4 separate regions of the Homo sapiens genome follow, and regions 1, 2 and 4 are each linked to region 3. Evidence: chromatin contacts called from ENCODE Hi-C or POLR2A ChIA-PET data. All regions are on one chromosome and are shown on one strand. The core of a region is the stretch at or near the end of the contact, and the rest is flanking DNA. Distances in the headings are between cores, read along the strand shown. Region 1 overlaps PCSK5 (proprotein convertase subtilisin/kexin type 5). Region 2 overlaps PCSK5 (proprotein convertase subtilisin/kexin type 5). Region 3 overlaps PCSK5 (proprotein convertase subtilisin/kexin type 5). Region 4 overlaps PCSK5 (proprotein convertase subtilisin/kexin type 5).

The links. Hi-C counts contacts between places; a loop is a spot of excess contacts on that map. ChIA-PET counts read pairs that join two places held with the same protein, here RNA polymerase II (POLR2A). Pooled maps may share reads with other maps.
Region 1: a loop to region 3 is called in a map of PC-9, with 7 times the contacts of the local background. The contact joins two enhancer-like sites. A Hi-C loop is called at or near these places in 3 of 168 maps with a recorded cell type or tissue (IMR-90, PC-9 and mammary epithelial cell) and 2 of 50 pooled maps. POLR2A ChIA-PET finds 5 or more read pairs at or near these places in 4 of 52 experiments (AG04450, PC-9, activated CD4-positive, alpha-beta T cell and 1 more).
Region 2: POLR2A ChIA-PET joins it to region 3 with 30 read pairs in activated naive CD4-positive, alpha-beta T cell. The contact joins two enhancer-like sites. A Hi-C loop is called at or near these places in 1 of 168 maps with a recorded cell type or tissue (CD8-positive, alpha-beta T cell). POLR2A ChIA-PET finds 5 or more read pairs at or near these places in 4 of 52 experiments (AG04450, IMR-90, activated CD4-positive, alpha-beta T cell and 1 more).
Region 4: a loop to region 3 is called in a map of IMR-90, with 2.9 times the contacts of the local background. The contact joins two enhancer-like sites. A Hi-C loop is called at or near these places in 4 of 168 maps with a recorded cell type or tissue (GM23248, IMR-90, dorsolateral prefrontal cortex and 1 more) and 2 of 50 pooled maps. POLR2A ChIA-PET finds 5 or more read pairs at or near these places in 3 of 52 experiments (AG04450, IMR-90 and RWPE1).

Annotation. Positions count from the first base shown.
Region 1 is chr9:76,179,793-76,182,492 of GRCh38, reverse strand. PCSK5 (proprotein convertase subtilisin/kexin type 5) reads right to left here. Exons shown (of 38, transcript NM_001372043.1): 16 at 902-1,095. Among named protein-coding and RNA genes, the nearest start is that of RFK, 210 kb to the left of the region's middle. Within about 2 kb of position 1,377, at least 2 of the 41 ENCODE cell types and tissues checked have a DNase peak (open chromatin) inside an H3K27ac peak, as active enhancers do; they include IMR-90 and PC-9, where a contact is called at or near this core.
Region 2 is chr9:76,160,300-76,162,999 of GRCh38, reverse strand. All of the region lies in intron 12 of PCSK5 (proprotein convertase subtilisin/kexin type 5), which reads right to left. Among named protein-coding and RNA genes, the nearest start is that of RFK, 230 kb to the left of the region's middle. Within about 2 kb of position 1,265, at least 6 of the 41 ENCODE cell types and tissues checked have a DNase peak (open chromatin) inside an H3K27ac peak, as active enhancers do.
Region 3 is chr9:76,214,014-76,216,713 of GRCh38, reverse strand. The region is part of intron 20 of PCSK5 (proprotein convertase subtilisin/kexin type 5); the gene reads right to left. Among named protein-coding and RNA genes, the nearest start is that of RFK, 180 kb to the left of the region's middle. Within about 2 kb of position 1,418, at least 2 of the 41 ENCODE cell types and tissues checked have a DNase peak (open chromatin) inside an H3K27ac peak, as active enhancers do; they include IMR-90 and PC-9, where a contact is called at or near this core.
Region 4 is chr9:76,254,962-76,257,661 of GRCh38, reverse strand. All of the region lies in intron 24 of PCSK5 (proprotein convertase subtilisin/kexin type 5), which reads right to left. Among named protein-coding and RNA genes, the nearest start is that of RFK, 140 kb to the left of the region's middle. Within about 2 kb of position 1,366, at least 8 of the 41 ENCODE cell types and tissues checked have a DNase peak (open chromatin) inside an H3K27ac peak, as active enhancers do.

The DNA of each region.
Region 1 (2,700 bases), core at 128-2,627, 34 kb after region 3:
AATTATTAAATTATTCAATTTTGTCTCCAACTTAGCAAAAGGATTTCCATTTTGCCTTTCCTGGTGGACTACAGTACCTGATCATCTTTTAGCCCTATTTGTCACCTTGCAAGTTCCCTCATTAGTGGGTTAAATAAGTCATTGACAAATGTTCATTCTACTCTTAAAAGACAGTCATATTTTTTGAACTTTTTAAAAAGTATATTTTGATATCATACAGGCCTGGTGTCTATTTGGTCAGTATGCAGAAAAGAGCAGCCTGAATGTTGTCCTTAGCAAATCTGCTTGTAAGGTTGGCCCATGGCTGGCACATCTGGGAACTTGAATTTTGGGAGGGTTCCCACTACCCTGAAAAGAGTGGCTCACTTTGTCTAAACTGTTTGTATAAACAATATGGTTTATGGTGAACACCTATTTTCCTTTGAAGACTCTGGAATTTTGGTATGTGTCAGGTCTGACCAGCCCCCAGTGACAACCCTGGGCCCTGAGTCTCTAATGAGGTTCCCTGGTAGACAACATTTCATGCACGTCGTCACGCATTGTTGCACGGGGAAGTGAATATGCCCTGTGTGGCTGAACCTTGTTCCATATGCCTTTTCCCTTTGATGATTTGTTGCTGTAATATCTCCTATCTGTGAGTTCATGAGCACGACTATACCCCAGGCCTTGTGAATACTCCCAGCAAATCACTGAATCTGGGGGTGGTCTTGAGGATACTCTGACAAAGTTATAAGCATTTTTACATGAAGCTTCTAAAGGGTTCTCTTAAAATGAATGAACTAGATCCTGTTTGATATGAAGCACAATTCCAGATTTCACAAAGAGGCTATCCCTCCTGAGGTCACTCAAATGAAAACACCACATTTCTTCTCTAAAACCCAAGTATTTGAAGTGAGCTTACTGGTATCCTGATATGACCCATCAGGGCAGTGAGTAACACAGCTGTTGGTTTCTTCATTCAGAAAGTATCCATATTTGCAGGACATGCATTGGTCACCATGGCTCCCAAAGCAGGACTCACAGTTGGGGGCACACTTCCTGCAGCGCTTCTTGTCGGCGTGGTAGTGGCCAGGGGGGCAGCTGGAGACACAGATCCTGCATTGTGAAACAATAAGAAAGAAGGCAGCGTCATGAGCAAACCAGTCCCCAGCATTCTCTTGGAGGTGCTGAGCAAATGGCTGAGCTCAGCTTCCAAATCACTTTTAAACCAGGATGCCAACACCACATCCAGAGAGCCAGATTGTTTGTTAAACTTCCTCCTGCACAGTGTGCTGAAGTAGCAATGCAGTTACCCAACACCAAATCTACCAAGGACTTGTCAAACCATTTCCTGGTTTGCACCTAGCTCTTGAAAAATGATGATGGTTACAGAGAGGAAGGTTATGGTGGTGAATCAGAGGAAAACTATGTGGGAACCACAACTCTATTCAAAAAGGTCCCTTTAAAAAGGTGTGACTTCTATTTTCGTGTGTTGTTTGTCATATGGATCCTGTATGTGCATGTGTGAGTGGTGGTGGTGGTTGTATGCTGTTGTCTAAATTAATATAAATATATTTAAATTTATGTTGTATATGAGAACACTTAAAAAAAAAAAAAAACTTCCTTGTTTGCCCATAATGGAAGCACAGAGCTTTATTTATCCATTCAACAAATATTTACTGAGCACCAATTAAATATCAGGCATGTTGCTAAGTGCAGGAGATAACAGAGGCTGGGAGATAGCCAAAGTCCTCCTTTCTCTTAAGGAATTTAAATTCCAGCAGACTTACAGCAGGAATTCTTAACACGTCTGGGTCTGTCTGGGGGACTGGAGTATGGAGGAACCGTGTGGCAGCTATGCTTAGTGAGTTTTCGCCTGAAGGAGGAGGGAGAAGGTGGGTGGGGCTGTGGGAGACAAGGGGAGGTCAGGATGAACTCTGATGGGGGCAGTCACCATTCCTTGGCTCTGCCCAGGAAACATATCTGCACAGCTCAAGCAGACACCAGGGGCTCAGAGGCACAGGGTCCACCTTAGTGCCCAGGGCAGAAGAGTGAGATCAAGCAGGACCAACCCCTTTGCCACACTGATGGCCTATGTGCTGGAAAATGTGGAAAAGCATCAGTTTGGCCTGTGCATTGGCATCTTTGTGAAGCCATGAAATCAAACATCAGTGGGGTGGAAAGGACATGAAACTTGTGTGAGATGGGAGGAATAAGTTCAAGAAATCTATTGTACCTCATGATGACTAGAGTTAATAACAATTTATTGTGTACTTGAAAATTGTGACGAGAGTAGTGTTTAAGTGTTCTGGCCACAAAAAAAGATAAGTATGTGAGCTAATGCATATGTTAAATAGCTGGATTTAGTTGTTCCAAAACGTGTGTACGTATGTATATGTGTGTGTGTGTATATATATATATATATACACACACACACATATATATATAAACATCATGTTATGCATTATAAATACATGCAGTTTTTACTTGTCAATTAAAAAAAAAAAAAAGAAAGGTCTGGAGGGGCAGGTGCTTAGCTGGTTCCTCCACCGTCCTCCAAACGTGAGAGAAGACATTTGCAGTTTCACAGCATACATGCACATTTTGCGTTTTGTAACTCAATATAGTTTTCACCATTCTGAATAACACAGGGAGGCAGTCGGCCTGCACAGCAGCCTCTTTTCTATGTTTCGGTCCTGGTGGGAGAATAGTGGAAGATGC
Region 2 (2,700 bases), core at 16-2,515, 54 kb after region 3:
ATGCCAAGTGAGCCTCCAGATTCTGGTTCCTTCTCCCAGGAGCCAACACGCAGCCTGCTGTGAGTAAGCCATGGAGCAGAGGAGCTGCTTCAAAGGCCTTGGGGAGTTTTCCACGTTGGCTGCCAGGCTAGTTAAGTGTGCAGTGTTGGAAATTCTAATTCGGGATGAAAAGAATCACCCCTACCCCCAGAGGGGTAGGACAGATAAAATGAGGAAAAGTCTGCCACAAGAAGCCAACATCTGCATCTCAAACCACCTCTGCTAGGGAAACATTGTTTTAAACTTTTCAGAATTCTTATTTAAGAAAAAAATCTTTGTTCTTTGCTTTACATGGTCCTCCTGAGAAATCTTGACTTCTCTGAAAAAAAGACAAGGGTCTGGCAGGGGAAATATTTATTGCTCTTACCAATCATCTCTGGCAAATTCCTTCTAAAACCTGACCTCTTCATTTTTTTTCCCCACCACAGAGACGGACTGCCTTGCATACCAACATGAAGGACACCAGGACCAAAGCAGGCCTTTGCTTCACCTCCTCTCCACCCCTTTCTGTGCCCTTGTTCCCAGCTCTCCATTCTGGGAATGTGCTTTGAAATGGGGCCAAGGTGAGAGGGCATGAGGCCTCCTTGCCACTAGGTCAGAGACTGAGAGGTTTTGAGGAGAAGTTTCCTCTAATGAAATGAAAGCTTCAGAATACTCCAGATGGATAGAGTGCCAAAAGAAACTGTCTTTCTTTAGCTGCCTCGGTAGGAGGGACGCTACCAGTGTCAAGCACAGCAGGAACGGGGGAGCCAGGCCTTGGAAGGTGGCCATTCATGGTTTTGGGACTGGGTGCAGCTGTTTCACATGGAAAGGGTCAGCTGCTCAGAGCAATAATTCTGCAGAGCTTGTAGACAAATGAATTCACAATATCCTTTACATCTCTTGGGGTCTCCAGCCCCCTCCAATCTCCAGGCTCTCTACCTCCCTTCAGTGGCTACTTATTTTCAGGACTGAGATGGAGGATAAACGAGAGCCACACTTGAAGAAACTGCTCCAGACCAAGAAGACACATTCTGGGAGCAAACTTTATTCCCAGGTGGTCTTGATGAGGGAGACTGAGGTGCGCTATAGGAGTGCCGGTCACCGCACGTCGGAAATGCCTGTTTCTTTTCTCCGACACAAGTCACGCAGCACTCTTGTGTTCAGCACTTTGCAAAGAGCAAAGCAGATGTTGGCTGTTGAAGAATGCATGCGAGCCTGAAGCCAGCAACACTGCAATCCACCAAATGCCTGTGATGGAATCCATAGCTCCTCTGCTCACAAGTTTCCTCACTGACGTCATTTCAGGGGAAGCCAAAAATAAATAGCGGAATATGCAGGAAGAGCCCAGACAGGCTGAAGAGGTTGAGTTTTTCAAGCAAACAGCAACAGCGGAGGGACTGTTTCTCTACAAGGAAGGGGGCTCGGGGGAACACGATCCACACATGTGAAGCAAACCTTTGCACTTCACAGTATTTCACCAGGATACATTTTCAAGTTAAACCCAGATGAATAATGGTAAAGAAAAAAAAAAAAAGCAAGAAATAAAGGCCTTCCCTAGCTTCGGTAACCACAGCTGGAGAGACTTTCATTAATCACGTAATTGTGTATCTGAAGTTTTGCTTGCTGGAAAGAAACCTCAGGCAGGTACCTGCAATTACCCTGCAGGCGGCCTGCTGAGGGCTCTTTGTCTGCAGTGGGAGGAGGACATGAGGAAGTGCCCAGCGATCCTATGCTGAGGAATCCTTATGTTCCTTGCACCTGCATACACTTATTGTGGCAAAGCTGCACATCACATTTAAAGTACTAAACCCAGGTTTCCCATACACTAATGGAAGACGTCAGATTTGAAAGAACACAGCAAGTCTAAGCACAGAAATAAAATGCACATGAAGATTTCAGATTCCGGGCTGCACGCAGTGGCTCATGCCTGTAATCCCAGCACTTTGGGAGGCCAAGGCAAGAGGATCACTTGAGGTTGGGAGTTCAAGACCAGCCTGGCCAACATGGTGAAACCCCGTCTCTACTAAAAATACAAAAATTAGCTGGCTGTGGTGGCGTGTGCCTGTAATCCCAACTACTGGAGAGGCTCAGGCAGGAGAATTGCTTGAACCCAGGAGGTGGAGGATGCAGTGAGCCGAGATTGTGCCAACACTGCACTCCAGCCTGGGCAACAGAGCAAGACTCCATCTCAAAAAAGAAAAAAAAAAAAGATATCAGATTCTGTACTCCTAGTTGCTATAAGCCAGAAAAGTTATTGTTCTCTCCTTTTCTCACTGTCCTATAGTAGATGAAGTTAGGGATTTTTAAAAGCAACTGGCAAGTTCGGTCTCACTGTTGGCCGTGCAGACTTTCATGGGCCTCTTGCCTCTCAACACCTCTGGCCTGTTGTTAGTGTTCTAACAAAGATCACCTCTGCCATGGTCACCTGGTGTGTGGACAAGTGGCTATGTCTATATAAAAGGTTGACTTTCATTTGAACTATATATGCCACTGATAAGAAAGTTTTTGCTCCCATTAAATGTTCTTCTGAGAGAAAAAAAAATCAAAGAAGCTTTAGGCTTTGGGCTGTGGTTTGTCATTTAGAACCACCATGAGAACGAGGATCACAAGAAAAGCTGACATCTCCCCTCTCCGGTCCCACTTGCTAACAACTTTCTCCCATGCTCCCAACCACTCAAA
Region 3 (2,700 bases), core at 169-2,668:
GGTTCTATTTGGCACCAAAGTTCTATTCAGGAAATGGCAGCCCCCTTCCCTTTGACCCCCAATACTAAATCTACAGTTCTAGAACAATTCACTTCCTAAAAAATTGTGGGCATCTTAAACCAATATTGGACAGAAAGGCAGGTCAGCTCTTCCTCTATTGCTTAATATTATCCTTCTTGTTGCCTTATGGAGGAAGCTCTTGAGAGTAATATAATATTGTTTGTGACACTCACTGATCTTCACCCAGCTCTTAGCACAGTGGTCAGGAATTGGTTGTGAGCTAACTTGTGCAACCTCAATATAAACCCAAGGAATTGTTTCTTTGACATTAATAACATCATGAGAGGATGCTTGACTCATCAAAACATTTCAGAGTGGTATGACTCAATGCATTCTTGCTCTTTTTTCCTTTCCTGAATGCCTTGATATCTCCTTTCAAGGCTCTACATGCTTCTCTCTACCCCATCTATGCTGTAGAGCGCCGGGTTCCACCAGTGGCATTGTAGCCTCTGTCTCCCTCCACCATATGGACCTGAGAACTTGCCTTCTCAGCCTAGTCCTACAGAGAAGTCCTGCGGAGTCATGTAGAGGACAGAGGAGGAGCTTGCAAAAAACCTCTGACTTTGCTAGAAACATTGTAGCTCTAGAAAGTCTATGTGGCCTCTAGAACAATTCAGTCCCTCTGGTAGAAGAGCCGATTGCAGTGCCTTCAAACTCTCCCCCTTGGAGTCTGACTCCAGTCCCCATTTTTTTTTGTTTTAATTTTTAATTTTTTTAGACAGAATCATGCTTTGTCACCCAGGCTGGAGTGCAGTGGTGTGATCTTGGCTTACTGCAACCTCTGCTTCCCAGGTTCAAGCAATTCTCCTGCCTCAGCCTCTGAGTAGCTGGGACTACAGGTGTGTGCTACCACACTCAGCTAATTTTTGTATTTTTGGTAGAGACTGGGTTTCACCATGTTAATCAGGTGGTCTTGCACTCCTGACCCCAGGTGATCCTTACAGAGAAGGATCGCCTGCCTGCCTTGGTCTCCCAAAGTGCTGGGATTACAGGCATGAGCCACCACACCTGGCCTCCACTCTCCATTATTATCAAGCCCACCCCAAGCAGGCCCTCAGCGTCTCCCTTGGAGGCCACCACACCTTCCTGAATTAGTTAAGTAACTTTCCCCTTGGTGGCCTCTTTAGCAGCATCTCTAGGGAACAAGCAACCAGTGAAACAAGTCTGGGCCCCATATCGGGGGTCCTGGGCCTTCAAAGCCTAGCCCAGCCCATGGCTTAGGTCTGCAGCTACCAGGCAGGCTTAGCATCCACAGCTCAGGAAGCCTGCCTTTCCCTGGAAACTCGATTCTAGTGATCATCTCAGGCAGAGCTGGTGACTCAGGCCCTCCTCCCCTTCCCAAACTCCCTCTGGCTGCTGTCTGACCTGCTGTGACTTCTTTTTGCTTTCAAGGCTGCTCTTGATATTTATCTTAACCAGATTTTACATGGTATGATGTGCCTGGGGCCCCAAATTTTCCTGGGGAAGGCCAATTCCTCTCTCTGCTGTTCACAGTTTGCCAAAATGGGCAGGGATGGGCTGTGGAAAAGCTGCCTGTGGGCTTGGGGAACTTGAACAGTCTTTGGCTTATGCAATTGTCTAGTGTCATTTAGGTTATAATTTTCTAAAGATGAATTTGTCAGAGGCCAACATTTTCTATGGAATAAAAACAACCAGCTTACAACAGTAGCATGAATGATAGACTTGCAAAATGGCTAAAGAAGTAGGGAGAGGAGAAAGTTGTAGTTGTATTGTTTGGGGAGCGTAAGTCCAGGCATTGGGTCAAAGATAAGGGAAGCTTTTCTAGAAAAGCTTTCTCAATATTTTCACACTTAATTCTCAGAGCCAGTTTATGGAGGTGAGCATTGCTCTCCTCTTACAGATGAGGAAACCAAGGCTCAGGAAATGTAAGCAGTCTGTCCAAGGTCACTGAATTAGTAATAATAAGAACAGCTAACACTTATTTCATGATTACCATATGCTAGGAATTGTTCGGAGTGCTCCACAAATACTAACTTACTTGATCCTTACAATAACTTGACCCTGTTGGGAGAAAGGCATTGTATACTGCTTGTTTTTTAAATCATCCCCAAGGCCTGCTTTTTGTTGTTGTTGTTGAGAAAGTTGAGGCAATGAGACATTAGTGGTCTGTTAAGGTCACCTAGCTGTTGCCAGAGCTGGGACTTAAACCAAGAAGTCAGACTCCAAACTCTCCTCTTTTAACCAGAGTTTTGCTATACATACCCTTTTTCAAGAAAGTAGTAGAGATGAGATTTCATGTTTAAATGGCACCCCCCTTCCAATATCCTAGAAATTCAAATCACTGGTGGGCTGCGTGCACACACACATATGTGTGTGTGTGTGCACGTGTGTGTGTGTGAGTGAATGTGGGGAAAAAGTCAAACATGCAATCCTAGACTCCTCAATCATGTAATCTGGAACTATTTGCTTGCCTACCATTTTCTTGCATGGGGCGTGGAGTGTTGGAAGAAGGCTCACTTTCTACCCTTTGTGGGATAGAATCAGCTCACATCAACTATCAAGAAAACTAGCCAATGTAGAATCAAGTGTTCAAATCTAAGTCTTGTCCAGAGCAGCTGGTTCTGATTATACTCTTCCCCGAGGACAGGGCCATCTCTTGCTTATTCTGGGGTCTCCGTG
Region 4 (2,700 bases), core at 117-2,616, 41 kb before region 3:
AGCGTTTAGTCCCCGTTCTGCTTCTGACGGCCCCGGCTGGCCCACTGTGCTGGAAGCTGAACTGGAGGCTGCGGGGAGGACTGGAGCCAAATTTTCCCTGGTGGGAGGTGCAGAGAGACTTTGTGGAAAGGATGAGTCTGGATGCCTACCAAATTACCCTCCTGTTGACTTTTGGAAAGCAGGAATTTCAGGCTCTAGAGGTGCAGAGGCAATTTACTGACACTCATCGTTGGCCCAACTCTCAGTTGGAGACCAGCCTGTTGAGCAGCTGGGTATCAACATGCAGATGCTCCTGTCTTATCCACACACAGCATCTCTCTATTCTGGTGTCTGCTCTGTGACTTAAATCAATTTTTTTTTTCTCCTCAACCAGTGGAGCTTGAAGCTCTTCCTACCATCTATGAAATAGCAGTTTGGTTGTGGCATAGGGAGATGGAGAGTTGGGGGGTGAGATGAGGACAGATAATAACAGGCACAGAAGTCACAGATAGTTACTGAGTGCCTCCCTGTTGACAGGCACTGTGCTAAGTGCTGTGACACAGTGGTGCATGTCAGACATGTGGCTTCAGATACACCAACAGGCTTCTCAGAAAAAGGGTGAACGTAGAGAGAAAGCAAATTAAATTCTGTTTTGATATTCACAATAGAGCCTCTTGGTTCCTCTCTCTTGAAGAACTCAAGATATGAGCACCTTTCTAGTTTTCATCATAATCTCTAGGGACCTATTAGGAGGTACAAGGAAGGCAATTTATGTGATGCTTTCCTTTATAAAACAGGATAGAATTAAGAAACAAAAAATGTAAAGGGCTTGCCCAAGATTTTCACTGTGTTAAGGGAAGGATGGAAATGAATAGAGACTAAGATTTCTGACTCAATTTTCCACACTCCTGCAAAACTAAATGAGACCTAACCATCTGAAGTTCTAGTCACTACTGCCAGACTCATTTTTATTTTTCTTTAAGCGTGATGAACAGGCACGAGCTGGGGTCTTGATTGACTAAGGGTTTCAGAAAAATCGAAGATATTTCACTAAAAGGAAGTAATTTGGCAATGATTTTCCAGGTTATTATTCCTAATCATGCAGAATCATTCTCACTGGTTTCCAGATTCATCTGTAAAGGTGAATCCATCCCTCCAGCTCAACTGCCCTTGGACGTTTAATGTCACAGACCCCACATTGCTTTCGAGACTGGCAGACGGTCTTCTGAACCCTCCACCCTGTGTGTCCGGCTCGACCACACTCCGCTTTTGTTTAACGAGGTTTGTTTTGGAAGTACTTGGCTCAGTTCTCTCTGCAAGCTTACGTGATCCAGACAGACTTGGCTCACAGCTCGACTTAGCAGGTCAGTTACACAACAAGTAGGAGGAACTTCGATTATACCCGGCTCCGGGGGAAATAGCGTAATAGCATGAAGAGCCAAGATGATGAGCTAATTGCTCTAGAATTGAACTTAAGATACCTCGCCACTATGTTCTTCTCCCCCATAACTCTAAGAATGTGAGCTTGAATGTTGGAGAAGGAGCAAAGGAAATGTCAGGAGACACAACTAAGGAACAGAGAATGTAATCAAGAATGAAACAAATGCAGCAGACCAACCTTTGCACAACTTTCATTTATGTTCTTTAGGAAAATAGTGTATGAGTGCAGTCTACTTTGGAAAAAGAGCAACTATTTGGTTGGTCTGTGGGTTTGGAGCCAGACAGTCCTAAGTCTGAATTTGGCTCTAACACTTGCTAGCTGTGTAACTTTAGGCAAATGACATAAGCTCCCTGGGCATTGGTTTTTTCATCTATAAAATGAGGATAAGGAATTTTTTTCTTCTTTTTGAGACAGGATCTTGCTCCATTGCCCACGCTGGAGTGCCATGGTGCCATCATAGTTCACTGCAGCCTCAGCCTCCCGGGATCAACCAATCCTCCTGCCTCAGCCTTCTAAGTAGCTGGGACTATGGGTGCGTGTAACCGCACCAGGCTAACTTAAAAAAAAAATTTATTTGTAGAAATGGGGCCTTGATGTGTTGGCCAGGCTGGTTTTGAACTCCTGACTTCAAGTGATTCCCCTCACCTGCCACCTTAACTGCCCAAAGTGCTAGGATTACAGGTGTAAGCCACTGAGCCTAGCCTATCATAAGGATTTTGAGCAGAGAGAATTACATTGAAGATTAGAGGTCATGTTTGTAAAATGTCCACCTAGCTGAACAATACATTCTAATATAATGTATCTGCCTCTGTTTCAGCTTCCATTCTCAACACAGTATCTTAAACAGATGTTGAAGTTATCTGTTTCTATATCTATCTTAATCAGTGGCTTTCAACTCTGGTTGCACATTAGAATTAGTCAGGGAGTTTTTTAAAATTATTTTTTTTATTTTTTTGAGAGAGAGTCTTATTCTGTTGCCCAGGCTGGAGTGCAGTGGCATGATCACAGCTCACTGAAACCTCAATTTCCCGGGCTCAGGCAATCATCCCACCTCAGCCTCCCTAGTAGCTGGGACTACAGGTCTGTACCACCACACTCAATTAATTTTTGTATTTTTAGTAGAGATGGGGTTTCACCATGTTGCCCAGGCTGATCTCAAACTCCTGGCCTCAAGTGATCCACCCACCTCAGTCTCCCAAGGTGTTGGGATTACAGGCATGAGCCACCATGCCTGGCCAGGGCGTTTTAAAAAAATACTGATGCCCACACCTCACTCCAGA